Linked DNA regions of Mus musculus: region 1 is linked to region 2. The links are chromatin contacts, found by Hi-C or POLR2A ChIA-PET in ENCODE. All regions are on one chromosome and are shown on one strand. The core of a region is the stretch at or near the end of the contact, and the rest is flanking DNA. Distances in the headings are between cores, read along the strand shown. Region 1 has its middle 4.5 kb from the start of Smarcal1. Region 2 overlaps Marchf4 (membrane associated ring-CH-type finger 4).

The links. A loop is a pair of places that touch in the nucleus more often than their neighbours do. ChIA-PET counts read pairs that join two places held with the same protein, here RNA polymerase II (POLR2A).
Region 1: a loop to region 2 is called in a map of CH12.LX, with 2.8 times the contacts of the local background. The contact joins two enhancer-like sites. A Hi-C loop is called at or near these places in 5 of 37 maps with a recorded cell type or tissue (CH12.LX, gastrocnemius, heart and 1 more). POLR2A ChIA-PET finds 5 or more read pairs at or near these places in 1 of 5 experiments (Patski).

The regions. Positions count from the first base shown.
Region 1 is chr1:72,575,275-72,582,307 of GRCm38, reverse strand. It overlaps a transcript of Smarcal1 not described here. Among named protein-coding and RNA genes, the nearest start is that of Smarcal1, 4.5 kb to the left of the region's middle. Within about 2 kb of position 4,639, at least 1 of the 3 ENCODE cell types and tissues checked has a DNase peak (open chromatin) inside an H3K27ac peak, as active enhancers do.
Region 2 is chr1:72,437,854-72,445,472 of GRCm38, reverse strand. All of the region lies in intron 3 of Marchf4 (membrane associated ring-CH-type finger 4), which reads left to right. Among named protein-coding and RNA genes, the nearest start is that of Gm39661, 29 kb to the right of the region's middle. Within about 2 kb of position 6,051, at least 2 of the 3 ENCODE cell types and tissues checked have a DNase peak (open chromatin) inside an H3K27ac peak, as active enhancers do.

The DNA.
Region 1 (7,033 bases), core at 3,390-5,889, 140 kb before region 2:
TCTCTGAATACAGAGTTAATTGGGGAAATGACCAGACATTTAGGGAAATGTGATGTGTTTTTTAATAAGAAGAGACGATGAGGTGGACTGCAGTAAGATATCATGAACACAGGAGCTATCAAAATAGCAGCCCACAACAGGAGGAAGAGGAATGTTGCTAGTGTTGGCTATTCATGCCAACTCAAGGGGCAGGGGAAGGCTTTCAGTGCCTGAACTCTTGTAAAAGTATACTTTGTAAAGGTTATAAACCCTCAAGGCACACAAGTGGCCAGGCTCTGCCCTGCAGATGTCACTAGTGGTTGTACCAGTGTAGCTGGAGAGGGTTCAAGCCCCACCCTACAAGGAAAAAAAAATCCCACCAATCCTTGAGTCCCAGGCCACTCTGGAAATCCCACCCACCCTCTAGAAATCCTATATAAACCCTGCATTCTGCCCAGTCCTTTGCTGCTTCTCACTGGAGCAGAGGCAGCTGCCCTCCTGAGTTCCCACCTTCCAAGAAGTCTATTGTGGCAAGTTTGTTGTGTGGTGTGACTCTGTGGTATTCCCAACTGCCAGGATTCCTTTCCCTTCAGAGCTGTAACATTTTGGACAGAGCAGAGCTTTGGCAAAACACTTTGCCTGGAGAACTATCCCCTTCTGGAGCAGAGCTATAACACTTGCATTGGGGAATCTTTCCAGGCAGCTATAAGAACTTGTGTAGCAGAGCCTTTTTCCTTAGAGCTGCAACACTTACAGCTAGTATTTGAGGTAAATCTTATATCTTTGGTTTTCCCTACTACTCAGCATCCATTTCCTGCTTCACAGTGTGAACAGCTACTAATTAGCCAGCACCTGTCTTGCTCTTCCTATCCCCTGCAGAGACAGTTAATTTCTTAAGACCAAGTGCTGTGCCCTTCATCTTGCCTGTCACCAATTCACATGACAGTCACTTCACTCTCCAGGCCCAGCTGATTTACCCATAGAGCAATATGGTGTCCTTTGATGTGAATCAGAGGACATCTGGGCCCATGCATCCTAACCTCAGAATGCTGGATTCCTATCTATCCATGTATCTTGCTCCTAGGAATCCCAACTTAGAAAGTCTGGAATTGAACTAAACGATATGGTCTCCTTTCTAGCTCTAGCGTCCTAAACGTGAAGTCACTGTTTAGTCTAAAACTCATCTTCAAAAAGCAAACCAATCAGATTTCAATCAAAATTCCTAGTGTTGGCTCTGTCAACAACATAATCCACTGGGATCTTGCTGTAGCCAAGCTTTTTTTAGGAGAGAGAGGAAGTGTTGTTGAAATACTTGGGAAGTCTGTCTTGCCAGGCTGGTCTCAAACTCCACAACTTCTTACCTCAGCCGCCAAAGAGCTGGGATTACAGGCATTTGCCGACACACCCACTTTTTAAACAGTTTATCTACTTTAAGAAGTTCTTAAGACAACAGTGAAAACCCATTCATTAAAATGATTAAAAGGGCTGGGCAGTGGTGGGCACACCTTTAATCCTAGTACTGCTGAGGCAGAGGCAGGTGGCTCTCTGTGAGTTTGAAGGCAGCCTGGTCTACACAGAGAAGCCCTGTCTTAATTACAACACACACACACACACACACACACAAAATTCAAAGTTAGCTCCATGTCATGCATTTCAGTGAAAATAGCTCATTTCCCCTGTTAACATTATTTCAGGACTGAGCTATGTACCAAATAAAAGGCCATTGGTAAATAGATGACTCATAAATGTATACTTTGAATTTTAGAGCTAGGAGGTACTAGGGCTAATATATAACTCTCTCTCTTTCTCCCTCCTCCCCCCTCTCCCTTCCCCTCCCCTATTTATTTATTTTAAGAGTGTGTGTGTGTGTGTGTGTGTGTGTGTGTGTGTGTCTGCCTGCCTATCTGTCTGTCTTGGGGTTTCTATTGCTGTGAAGAGACACCATGGCCAAGGCCACTCTTATAAAGAAAAATGTTTGATTGGGCATGGCTTACAGTTTCAGAATTTTAGTCCATTATCATCATGGTGGGAAGCATGGCAGCATTCAGGCAGACATGATGCTGGAGACGTAGCTGAGAGTTCTACATCTTGATCGATAGTAATTGTGACACACTGACGAGGCTTGAGTTTCTGAGACCCCAAAGCCCACCTCCTGGTGGAATACCCCCAACAAAGCCATACCTACTCCAACAAGGCCACATCTTAATAGGGCTACTCCCCATGGGCCTAAGGGGGGCATTTTTATTCAAACTACCATAGTGTGTGTGTGTGTGTGTGTGTGTGTGTGTGTGTGTGTGTGTGTGTGTTTAGGGCTATGTGAGTTCTGGGAACTGAACTTGGGTTCTCTGCCACAACAGTGTGCATGCGAAATAACCCACTATGCTATCTCTGAAGCCCAAGAGTTTAATCACAAGGGATGCAATGAAAGGGGGAGAAGGTGCAGGTGTTGGGGCGATCTGTGCAGCCCAGTGTCATTTTTAAAGGTCTAGTATTCCTTAGCTCTTGCCGTACAGCTTTTAGAATGGCCTTGAACTTGCTGTTGTACCTTTGAAATGTCCTCCACAGGTTGTTGTTCCGAGTGCTCACTGATGCTGATATTTTGAGAAGCCATGGAACTTCTAGGAGGTGGGACCTGGCTGGCAGGAGCGGGTCACTAAGGGAAGCATTTGAAGTTTATAGGAGGCTCCCTGTATGCGGTTCCGGTCATGTTCTCTCTGCATCCTGGTCTACTGTGATGTGAGCATCCTCTCTAAGTGTTCTTTCTGGCCATCATGAACTGAGCTGCTGTGACACACTCTTCCCTCCCACCCTCTGAAGCCATGATCCAAAATAAACCTTCCCTCCCTGAAGTCGTTCCCCATGACTTAAAAGCAAGGCAACTGTTGTGTTTTATAAAATGGCGGAGTGTGTGTGTGTGGGGGGGGGGGGGGGAGAGCAGGAAGGGGCGGAGGGGAGGGGCCAAGGTGTCCGTCCCCCTGAACAATCAAGCCATGGGAAGCCATAGGACAGGCCTAATATAAAAGCAAGTTTATTGGTGAGAAGGGAAGAGGGGCAGAGGAAGAGAGGGAGGAGGGAAGAAAGAGGGGAAGAAGAGGCTGACAGGGACACAGGGGAGAGAAGAAAGAGAGAAAGGGGGAGGGAGAGAAGAAGGGAGGAAGGGGGAGAGAGGAGAGAGAGGAGAGAGAGAGGAGAGAGAGAGAGAGAGAGAGAGAGAGAGAGAGAGAGAGAGAGAGAGAGAGAGAGAGAATAGATGGAGAGTCCTTTTTGTAAATGAGCCAGGCTCCTACGTGGCTGTTGCTAGGTAACTGTTGGGCGGAGCCTTGAAAAAGAAAAAAAAACAAAACCCTGCTAAGAGCAACCGTTCAGGAGAGTGCAGGCTAGCAATTTAACCTAGGGCCTCATACTTGCTAGGTAAGTACACTACCACTGAGCTTCCCGACTCCTGTACTCTCTACTTTTGATTCTGCTTCCCTTATGAATTACCCTTAGCTTTCCTGTTCTTTCTTTGGGAGCCAAGATTTATTAATTACTTCCTTCATCGCTATGACAAGATGCCTAACAAGAGCAGGGAAGGGAAGCAGGAACAAGGGAAGCAGGGTTTACTGTGCCTGGCAGTTGAGGTGCGGTCCATCTCGGTGGGAAAGTGTGGTTGCAAGAGCTTGAGGCCGCGGGTCACATCGCATCCGCAGTCAGGAAACAGCACGGTGGCGAATGCTGATGCCCAGGCCACTTTTTTCTTATTCAGTCCGCGATCAGTGCTTAGAACGGTGCTGCCCACATTTAGGGCGAGTCTTCCCACTTCACTTAACCGAATATAGAAACTCCCCCACAGACTTGCCCTGCGATTTGTTTCCATGGTGATTCTGAATCCCATCAAGTCGTCAATCAAGAGTAACTGTTACAGAAGGAGAGGAGCATAAATCAACCAAACTCAGCCTGGTGTTTATATCCAGAGATCAATGGCTCCTAACTCTCAGGTCAGCCTTCTTCCCTCCCTTCTGTCCGATGTCCCTTCCTTCCTTCATCTCTTCCTCCCTGTTTTCCCTTCTCTGACTGCTTAACTGTATGCTTACTGTGAGAAATAGGCACAATACTGCATTAATCACAAAGGGATCCAAAGTCATGAGTTTGTCATTCTGAGGCTTAACCCAAGACCTTTAAGATTCTACATCCTCTTGGGTTGCCCCTAAGGGGCAAAGGCTTTGTCCAAGTTACGTTATTTCCACTCTGTAACTCTTAATTTTCCCCCTGTGTACTTCAGGGACCTGAAAACAAAGTAGAGGGGTTTCTAGAGAATCTCTGTAATTTTCATTTCTTGACCCAGAAAGTGAAATCAGGAGGGACCTTCGAGGATATTCGTCTCCTCTCTTAGGAGTAAAGAAACAGAAGCCCTGGACCTGATTAACCCGGCCAGAGACAGGTGCCTTAGCAGGCCTCTTCTTAGGCCTTAATTAGATGTACAAATGGTCACTGCATGCATTCCCTTGCCTAATGGCCTGTGTCTGGACACCTAAACCAGATTAAAGTCTCCCTGGGGAGCTTCCTGCTGCTGATGGAAACGCTGGGCTTCCCTCTCCGTCCTTCTCTCTCAGATGCCCTAGAACAGGGCCTGACAGTCTTTGGGGAGGATTTTTTGACAGCCGCCTCAAGGGCACAACACCACTCAGGTTAATTACACCGAGAGCGTGAGAGCGCTGCGGTGAGATCCGGGAGCAGATGCGAGGCTTTGGGTCTTTAAAGAGGCTGCTCCTTCCCAGTGTGTTGCGGGCTGAGAAGGAATGCATTTGCATATCCAAAGCACAGAGGAGCACTGTGAAGGTTTATAAGGCACGAAATTCACCTTCCTTAGCGGTTGTTCGGTTCTGATGGACTTAATTACTGACTCCGGCAGTTCTGCTCCTCTTTGCCTCCCCAAGACCCCTCCCCCAAACTCTAAAAGTTAGGACCTGTTTGCTTCAAGCTCCGTACAGCGCTCATTCCAGGGGCCGTCGTGAGGCCCTGCCTCGTGTCTTCATCACTCAGTTTGGGCTTCCTAGCTGGTATTACTTCACAGGCAGTCCTCCCTCTCGAATCTGGCACTTTTTTTTTCCCCTGGGAAGACGTCGCACATCTTTTGCCGAAAGCATCCCCTCGACACCCTGCTCCAAATTTCTTCTGGCAAAATGTCACTTCTTCTCGTCCTCCAATATTGCCACTCTCCTTTTTTTTTTTTCAAAGTCCTTTCATTCATTTCTTCACTTGAAGAAAACTCAAGGGCTACACAATGGGTGAAGGCATCCAGACTGTTAGTCAGAGACACTTCATAAAATTCAAGGTCTAGTGAAGGAGGCAGGGCAGAAAGAAAAGAGAGGAGGAGACTAAAGACTTCAACCGATGAAGGACCTTCAACAAGCCAGAGAAAGAGGACAGAGGGGACCAGTTCAAGAGCGGTCTGGGAAAGGCAGCATGGACCCCCAAAGGTGGAAAGCAGACAACCACTAGGCCCCAGAAGCAAGCTGCTGCCTGACTCTTCCTGGGGAGATGCGAACAAACCTGTACTCACCTAAAACAGGGCAAAGACCAAAAGAGCGAGGCATACTTTACAGGAACGTGAGGGGATTCCTAAGGATCTGCATTAGCCAAAGGCCTCGTTCCACAGGGGCTGTTTGACTTCTCCAAAGCTGACTAGATGGAGCCCTCCCTTCCCCTAGCCTTCTACTTCCTACTTGGTCTAGTCTCTCTAGGCAGCAAGTGCAGCTGGGACAGGGTGTAGGAAGGAGTGGCTGAACAAGTACCCAGGCTGGCACGGAGGCTGCCACGGAAGGCGGTGGTATGAGAGGGGATCAACATGGAGGGGCTAGAGAAAAAGAGGATAGGTGACTGGGGCCCTGCAGGTCATAACAAAAGTCTGGATGTTAGTTCTGAGAACAGGGGAAGCCACCCAAAAGATTCCTACTGGAATGCCGTGATATATGAGTCTGTGGAAGACACTTTCTCTGGAGAATAAAGGTAGGTAAGTGTCCACAGGAAGACTTGGAGGGACGTTAACAAGTCTGGGGAAGAGATGATAGGGACTGGGCTAGATGTCCAGATTGGAAGGCTGGGGTGACGTACGTACTTAATGTTTTCTTCTCCTCAGAGCATGATCTCACAGGCTAATACAAAGCCAAGTTATCAAGGAAGAGGTCTGTTCGGGCTCATGGTTCTGGGGGCTGCATCTAATGATGCCCTTCTGATTGCTAGAGTACTGAGGTGACAGAGACTAGAGAGCCCTGTAGGCTATGCTCAGGGTGGGCAGACTTCCTCCTTGGTGACAGGCAAGGGACCAAGAGCAACTCAGATCAAATAGCTTTTACAGTAGACCTGCCCTCTGGTAACCTGTTAGCCCATCAATCTCCTGCATGGGTGAATCCACTCAGGAGGGGAAGCCCTATTCACCTCCTAACAGTCCCGTACCTCTTGACATCTCATAATGGGCACTGAATGGGAGACTGGAGCACCACTGTTCCACTCCAGCACATCTGACCCCGTGCCTGGATCCTGCAGCGGTGGACCCTCGCTGCAGACCGCTGTCCTCCAAGCACATAGCTCTCCCAGGGGTGAGAGGCACGAAATTGACTTCAGAAGTTGAGGTGGCGTGCTGAACTTTCTTACGGATTGTTCTTAATCCTAACAATTGGTAGTCATTTACAGGATTGTAAATCAGAAGAGAAAAATGATGGCTTTCTCATGGCTATTCAGGGAAAACGAAGACATACGAAGGCAGATAACGTGTTTAAGCATAGAGAGAATACCGGGGCCTAAACTAGATCACAGATATCTGGGTTCCTGCTGCTAACCTCGTATGCTGCTCTGTCGATGATACAACAGGTGTGAGCCACCAGTGTTTGATAGTATTTTATCCATTATTTCTACAAGAAATGTCCTAGTTTGTTTCTGCTGTGAGTTCAAAATGTAACGTTAGAAGTCGTTGGCCAATTACAATGTTCCTGAAGACCACAAGGGGGCAGATAACAGGCCATGAATCCTCACCTGGGTCCTTCCCTTCCCCCATCTCCAGAACTTCTCTCCAGGT
Region 2 (7,619 bases), core at 4,802-7,301:
TGATCACAGAAGCCAAGGGCCAGTAATGCCAGACCTCGTGTGTTTATTTAAGCCAGTGTATTTTGTCTGGCTATGTTAATTCAATATATCAACCTGAGGGACAAAGATTACTTTTCTTATTTTTCAGATTGTGAAATATTGAAAGGTGCATCTTAAGGCTAACTCAATATGAGCGTAAGAACTATAGTTCAGTGCTGACCCTAGCGAATTCTGGGCAGTGAAATAAAAGCGAGAGTATCATGTGACCTGGACATGGAGCAGGAAATGATGGGCAGCAGTTGTCGACCATAAGCAGGCTTGTGTGGTCGCTGTGATGCTGGCCAACAGTGACACTGGTGGCTGTAAGGGTAAAATTCTACATCAGTTGCTCTTGCTCCACAGTACTGTCTGCAGCTGTACACTGGATGGGTGTGAAAATATAGGGGCTTTCTGCAGGGAGAATCAAGTGGAAGCTGCAATATTCACCAAGGATGCTTTTATTTTGGGTCTCAGCCTTCCTAGAAAGCAAACTTGGCATCAGTCTAAGGAGTGCGAGATGGAAACTCAGGCTTTCTTCAGCTGGAGAATCCTCAGTGTGTCCCTCTTCCACGTGCTTCTGAGTCCAGGCTCATCCCTTGGCTTCCAAAGCCACCAAGAGCCACAATGTCATTGCAGGGTCAACCTGAGCATGGTTTTCAGAGCCCCCTAAAAATGTGGGTTGGGAAAAATGTTGAGTAAAAGATTCCATATCCAAGATCCAAGATCCACGAAGAAAGAAAATAAGTCCTACACAGTACTGGCTCAAAGGTGCTAAGGCCAGAGGCAAACCATCTGCTGCTGTAAGCGTCTGTGTTTTCTGTTTTTCAGGCACCAAGACCAATTTGTTCCCTAAAACTGTTAAATAGCCATGGATAGTAAAGACTGCATATAAGCATTAAACGAGTAGTTCTTTATGTATAGGCCTTTTTACATGTTTTTACTTTTCTATTAGAGTAGTGTGGTAAGTTACAGTTCAGGATGGTGCAGGGACTCTGCAGAGAAATTCCACTGAAAGCCAAGAGCAAACACTGTCTGCTTACTGCGTGTGAAACCAAATCTGTCTCATTCATAGCTGGATTCATCCAGCTGGCTTTTAGGAGCATCCGTTGTCACTGAGAAAACCAAGAGTAATGATTCAAAGAATGGGCTTTAGTCCTCATTAAAGGACTTTGCCAGACTCTCTAGGTTCTGTATCAGAGGCAGTTAGTTGACCTCCAGGGTTGAGGTAAATGACTTTGGATGTGAGTATATCAATGGGCAATGCAGTTCCTGATACAAACGGTTCCAGAAGACAATGCATCTCTTGGGTTAGAGTCTTAATCTCGTAGACCAATGCATGCAACTATGGAAATCAAATATAAGTTAATGAGAACACAAAACACCAAATCCCTACAAAAGAAGCAATGAGGGCACAACCCTTCGATGATCAGAGTGGTGAATACTGTGGTCATATTTCACAGGTTGGTAAAGCTCAGAGAAACTGTATTCTAGGCCACACAGCTAAGCACACAGTGGAGTTGAGAATGAGACTAAGAACCTCTGGCTCTAATTCCAGGGCATTTTCTATAACCTATTGTATCTCTGGTTGCTCTATATGAAATTATATGTACCAGTTAGGGATGACCCCTACCCTAGCAATATTGTAACACAGAAGACATCAAGGAAGGTAGAAATGAACCCAGTCATAACTATCAGCAGCAATCAGAAGTTTGCTGGGCCCCATCTGTTCCAGTCTTGTGTTTGGGATCCAAGCCATCAGCCATGGTTGTATCTTTTAAAAAGTCAGTGCTGTTTTTATGCCAATAGAGAAAGAGGCTTTAGAAATTAGGATGGAATTTGGATAGCCTATCTGCCTATGATATCCTCTGTCAAAGGGTATTTTAGGTTAGGTAAATTAATTCTACTGATGGACATGGACTTGGAAAATCTATTTTTTGACCTCACCCTCAAGCATGAGAGGCACCAGTTCTAGTGGATCTTCTGTCCCATGGAGGGGAGTGACTGACCACGAATGCTCAGCAACCAGAGCTTGTGCTGTAGTCTGAATTCAGACATGAGTCCCAGGAAGAGGAAACTGGGTCAGAGGGCCTTGGGATGGCTGTATCCATTTCTTCAACAGCATTTATTGGTTGCCTTGTGCTCCCCCTAAAACCAAGAGACATTAAAAGAGAGGTGAATGTTCAAGAACCTAGTCTACAAGCACACAATAACTCACTATGGGGAGTGTTTCTGTTGGAGGCAGAGAGGGAGACAGAAGAGAACAATGAACTCTCTGAGAAGACCCCAAAAAGACCCCTTGCTGAAGGAACCCTACCTTAAGTTAGTTTCAAAAGAGAAATCAAAGTCTGTCCAAAAGAGGGAGAAAAATATTCTTGGCAAAGGAACTTGTGTGTGGAAACACAGAAGAGCGAAGAAGGTATGCTTGGGAGGCTGTGTGGGTTTATATGGTTCAGAGGCAAAGAACCAGGGCAGGAGGTTAATGATGAGCAATGAATTTGGGGAAGATGGCAGAGGCTAAATCCCATGGGGCCATAAATCATATGCTAAGAACTCCTACATCACTTTGCTGGGGCTGTGGAAGCAATGACAGAATTTTACATAGGAAAGTCTGATGAGACATAGATTATTAAACCTATACATTTAACAACTATGGGAAGGATAGATAAGAGCTCGATAGACTGGAAGTAGGAGGGACCAGCTGAGAAATAATGATCTAAGTAGGAAACAGAGATGCAACACAGACAGTGTAAAGGTGACCTTGAGATCCACATAGCTCGTGGAACGGATGGAATGAGGTAGACAGTCACTGGAACAAAGGCGATCCAAGGGTATGCTTTGACCAAAACACCAAAACGAAAAGAGCACCGCGATCTTAAAAGCCAGGCAGGAGGAGCAAAGGCTCTCCCTAAACCAAGAGTTTGCAGTCAAGAGAAACAAGACATCATAGACAGCAGAGATGAGAAGGCAACTCCAGGGAAGGTTGACTGGAGCCAGGGGGTGTGGCTGAAGCAGTAGGTGGGGGTTGGGACGGGGGGAGGGCTTTCATAGCAAGTAGTTCTTTCCTGTGAGATAGGAGGTGTTGAGGGCTTTGGGCCAGTCCTGCAAGTGTTGGTGGCTGACTGGAAGAAGGGAGATGGTAAGAGAAAGTAAAAGCTTTAATTCATGCATGGGAATCTGTTGAAAGTTGGGTCAGATTTGCAGCAGATTTGGAGGCCCACAGGAAGAGCTGAAGTCATGGGTTTGATGAGTTAATGTAGGCGGGATGTTCTGAGGAGGTGTGGATTAAGGATGTAGGACAGGTTACATTTAAGGGATCAATGGAGAGAGAACAGAGAGAATAGGAGAAACTGAGTCTCTGATGTCGGAGTGATAGGGTCTGGACTGACAGGCGTGATGAGGTAGAATTGGTCTAGGGCTCACAGCCACATCTCACCCAGTCTTTTTCTAAGATTGTGTTCTTAAGTGAGCTGTACCATCTCTCTCTGCTTCCATTCCTCCTCTGTGAAGCTATCTAATGGCTGCATCACTGTTGGGGAGATAGTAGGTCCTCAGGAATAGCCGTGACCAGGGTAGAAAGCACTCAGTCAGAGTGCAGTCCCCTTTAAATGAACAAAGGTTTGCCAATTGTTACCACAATCTCAATTCAGTCTCAGCCAAGACAGAGATGGAGCCTGACCCTGACTTCCTGGCACAGTCTGCTTTTATTTTGAGCATAATCTTTTCTTGAAGGCTCTTAGTTCCCTCACACACTCACCTCCCTTCACCAAGATCCACCTCCTCCTCTTCCGTCATCTCTAATGATGCTGATGTCTGTAGCTGAAGTTGACAGACCCTTCCAAGAAGCAAATGGGGGCATTCTCTGCTCCGGTGAGTGACATTATTAGGACTTAACAAGGGAAAATTAATTTAAAGGTGTTGGTACCAAAAATAATTTTTAATCACTCCACAGACCTAAGAGATTGACCATCAAAAAGTCAACCCTGCAAACTGAGGCTGTCGTCCTTGTCATGTCTGTTTACATTTGTCCCTTCTGAGTGGAGGAGAAGAAGAAGAATGCCTTTGAGATTATTTCTGAACCTTAAAACAATGGTAGAGTATTTTTCAATAGTAGAGCAATTGTTAAAAGTATAGAAACAGCTGTTTCTTTTCTGTGTGGTCCTTTGAGGTCCTGTCTTGTGATGTCTAGATATCTTGCCCCTGTTCTTAAAAAGTACAAAGATTTAACTGCGAATAGGAAAAGGGAAAAATGATTGTGAAACATTTGTAATTTTGTATCTAATTTTAGGGACAGTGAGATAGCTCAGTGGGTAAAGGCACCCTCAGATCCACATGGTGGAAAGAGAGAACTGATTCCTGCAAGTTGTCCTCTGACCGACACACACACATATAGACACACACACACATATAGACACACACATACACATGCACACACATATGCACACAAATAAATTTATAAATATAACTTAATTTTATTCAGATTAACTCATCACTCTGGGTAGAAATGACTCCACTCATTAAGTTGTTAATCCCCTGCTTAGGAAACTGGGCAGAGAGCAGAGATAGCTTGGTCTGATAGTCTAGGCAACCAGATTAGTTCCCTAACAACCTTCATGGCCTTGGACATACATCTTCTTTATAAATGATTTCCTCATCTATAGGATGAGAGTGTTGGCCCTAATAATCTTTGAGATCCTCCTAGCCTAGGACTTAGAAGTTACTTACATAGTAAGCGGATAGTAGAGTCCTCAAAGGTTGACAACTGAGGCTGTAAGGAATCCCCAATAATGTTGGGCTGGGTGTAAGAAGTATCAACCTCACGAATGGATGAGAGGGTGCTTGGCCTATACTCTGTCATCTCCAAGTAGCTTGTCCAGTTTCTGGATACACGTTTACTCATATCTTACCACCCAAAGCTTCCTGTACCCAGTCATCTCTGTCCACAGCAAGACTGCCAGATGCATCGAGAGCGAGGGTGATGGATTTAGAAGAAAATTTGCCAAGTGAGCACCACCCACTCTACAGGACACCCCACAGAGAGGCACTTCACTCTTCCAGCTGTACCCACAAAACCCAAGTATTCTATGCATACCTCTTTGGGACTGTTCTCAATGTCAGACAGATTCAGGAATGATGTGTCTGTCTATTGGTAGGCTTGCGATGAAGAACAGACCCAAGCAAATAAATAACATAGATGCTAAAAACAGCTAATGCATTTGGGGAATGCCATGACACATGCCATCAAGACACAGACTGCTCTTCTCTGAAGGTGTTAGGGAAATCCAGCAACCTACGGCATCCAACCGTCAGTGCTTTCACTCAGCAAGGTTCCAGAGTGCTGAGAGGGTCTCCTCCACATAATGAACAAGGGATCCAAGCTCCTCCCACTCTGTAGCTGCAGTGTCTTTAGGCTTTTAAGCATTTTGCTTCTTTCTAGCAGAAAATTGACCATGAATAAGGCAGACCCTCCTCTTACACTTTCCACTCAGTGTCTATTTCTTAAACGTTGGCCTGACTTTGTTCACATTCACACCAGGGATCTGGCCCCTCATGGTCCACATAAGGAAAGGAAATGCCATTCCTTCCCAGGGGCAGCTGTATATGGAGGGAGGACCGTAGTGGGATTACGGCCATCTCTGTCGCTGTGAGCCCATCCCACTGAGGGAAACGTTCTGAGCCATGATAGTCTGATGGAAGAAAGAACACCTGAGTTCCCAAATATTATCTGTTAAAGTCTCAAAGGTTTTTAAGAGCCCAAATTCTCCATGGATACAGAATATGTCAGTTATTTTTGCATCACTGTAACCAAAATGCCTGACAGAAACAACTTAAACCGGGGCCATTTGTTTTGGCTTGGGGTTTCTCAGGCTGTAGTCCATTCTGGCAGGGAAGACAGGGAGGAGGGAATGTGGTGGAGGGTTGTTCATATCATAGAAGACAGGAAGTAGAGAAAGCAGCCTGGAACGGGGGAAGCATGTCATCCTTGAAGCCTCCCTCCAGTGTGACCTACTTATGCCAGCCAGGCCCCGCCTCCTAATGACTCCACAGCCTTCAGAATAGCACAGGAGTCAGGGGGCTGAGAGCCTGCGGGGGCAACATTTCAGATTCAAACAATAACACAGAGTTTCGGTATGTCTGCCTACACAAACAACTTTTTAAATGTGTAATAACATATGTGAAGCACAGCCTGGCTCGCCTGAGAAGCATGGAGATGTCTCCCCAGAGAGCATGAGGTGGCTTTGCCAATCTGGCGTCCCCAGCCGCACCAAAAATAACCGGCTTGCTGGCTGGCTGGCTTGTTTGCTTGCTTTATTTGTTTATTTATTTATTTAAAATGAAATAATGTATATTTATTTAATAATGATGATAAAATACTAACCAGCATTCATTATGCACTGTGTCCTAAGTGCTGTGAAAAGAGCTTCATACACTGTAGTGTTGGGTTTTGTTTTGTTTTTTTCTTAATCTTCTTTACCCCCATGCAACTCCGTGGCATGGTTGCTATTACAATTGCCCATCTGCCTGATGGGAAAACTGAGAATGAGACGTGAAGATAAAAGACCTTCACAGGGTCTTTTATCTAGACTGAAATTCTGTGTTGGCCACTGTAAAAACAATGTGTCACACATTAAAACATATATTGAGCAAGAGATCTTATTAGTATCGCTAATAGAAATTATACATAAACATACACGATTAAAAAATTTTGTTACCTCTCTGTAGTTGTTTGCGAGGTGTGCACGTGACTTGGAGCATCAGCCACAAAGCACTGCTCTGGCTCAGATACACCCCGGGTGATGGCCCCGCCTCATAGACTAACTGCATTTCCTTGCACAAGGAAATTTCTTCCCTGAGCTCCGTTTCCTCTTCCACAAAATGGAGATTATAAGATGGCCGACCTCACATATGTTTCTGTCACAAAAAGCTCATTTTGCAAAGCCCTTTTACAATGACAGAACACCGTAAAGCATTCAAGAAACATTATCGTCCCCATGGCTGTCACCATCATCATGACCTTCATCACCACCTCTAAGCACCGACACCACCCAGTGTAGCTAAGGAACACCAAGACCCATTTTGTAGAGCAAGAGCTCTCAGCCTCACGAAGGAGCCCTGCAGAAAAAACCCCAACTGCACAGATCCTTGCAGAACTACACCCTTCCGTGAAAGCAGTGTATATTTGAGGCTCCACATTTTCTCTCCCCTATCCAGTCCTACTGCATAAATATCACTTCATCCCCAGCATTTCACCCCCATATTTATTTTCTCCGTAAAGGCTTCTTATGGATCTGTTTTGTCCTGGGTGAGCAGAGAGGCTGCAACGGTTCTGACTCAGAAGTCTCAAGACACATTCTGTACCTTGATGAAAAGCAACCAGCCCCATCAGGTGGCTGCTAGGTGAGAGTTCTGGCAGAAGTTATATCAAAGGGGCACGGGCCCTTGGTGCCTAGGCACTGACAAACACTAAAATAATGGAAACAGAAGGGAAACTGACTCTATTGTGGGACTGAGGCACCTGGACCCACCCATTACCACTTCCCTGGGGAGGCCCCTAGCAGTGTATCTTGGTCACATTGTAAGATACATGTAAGACATGAGGATAT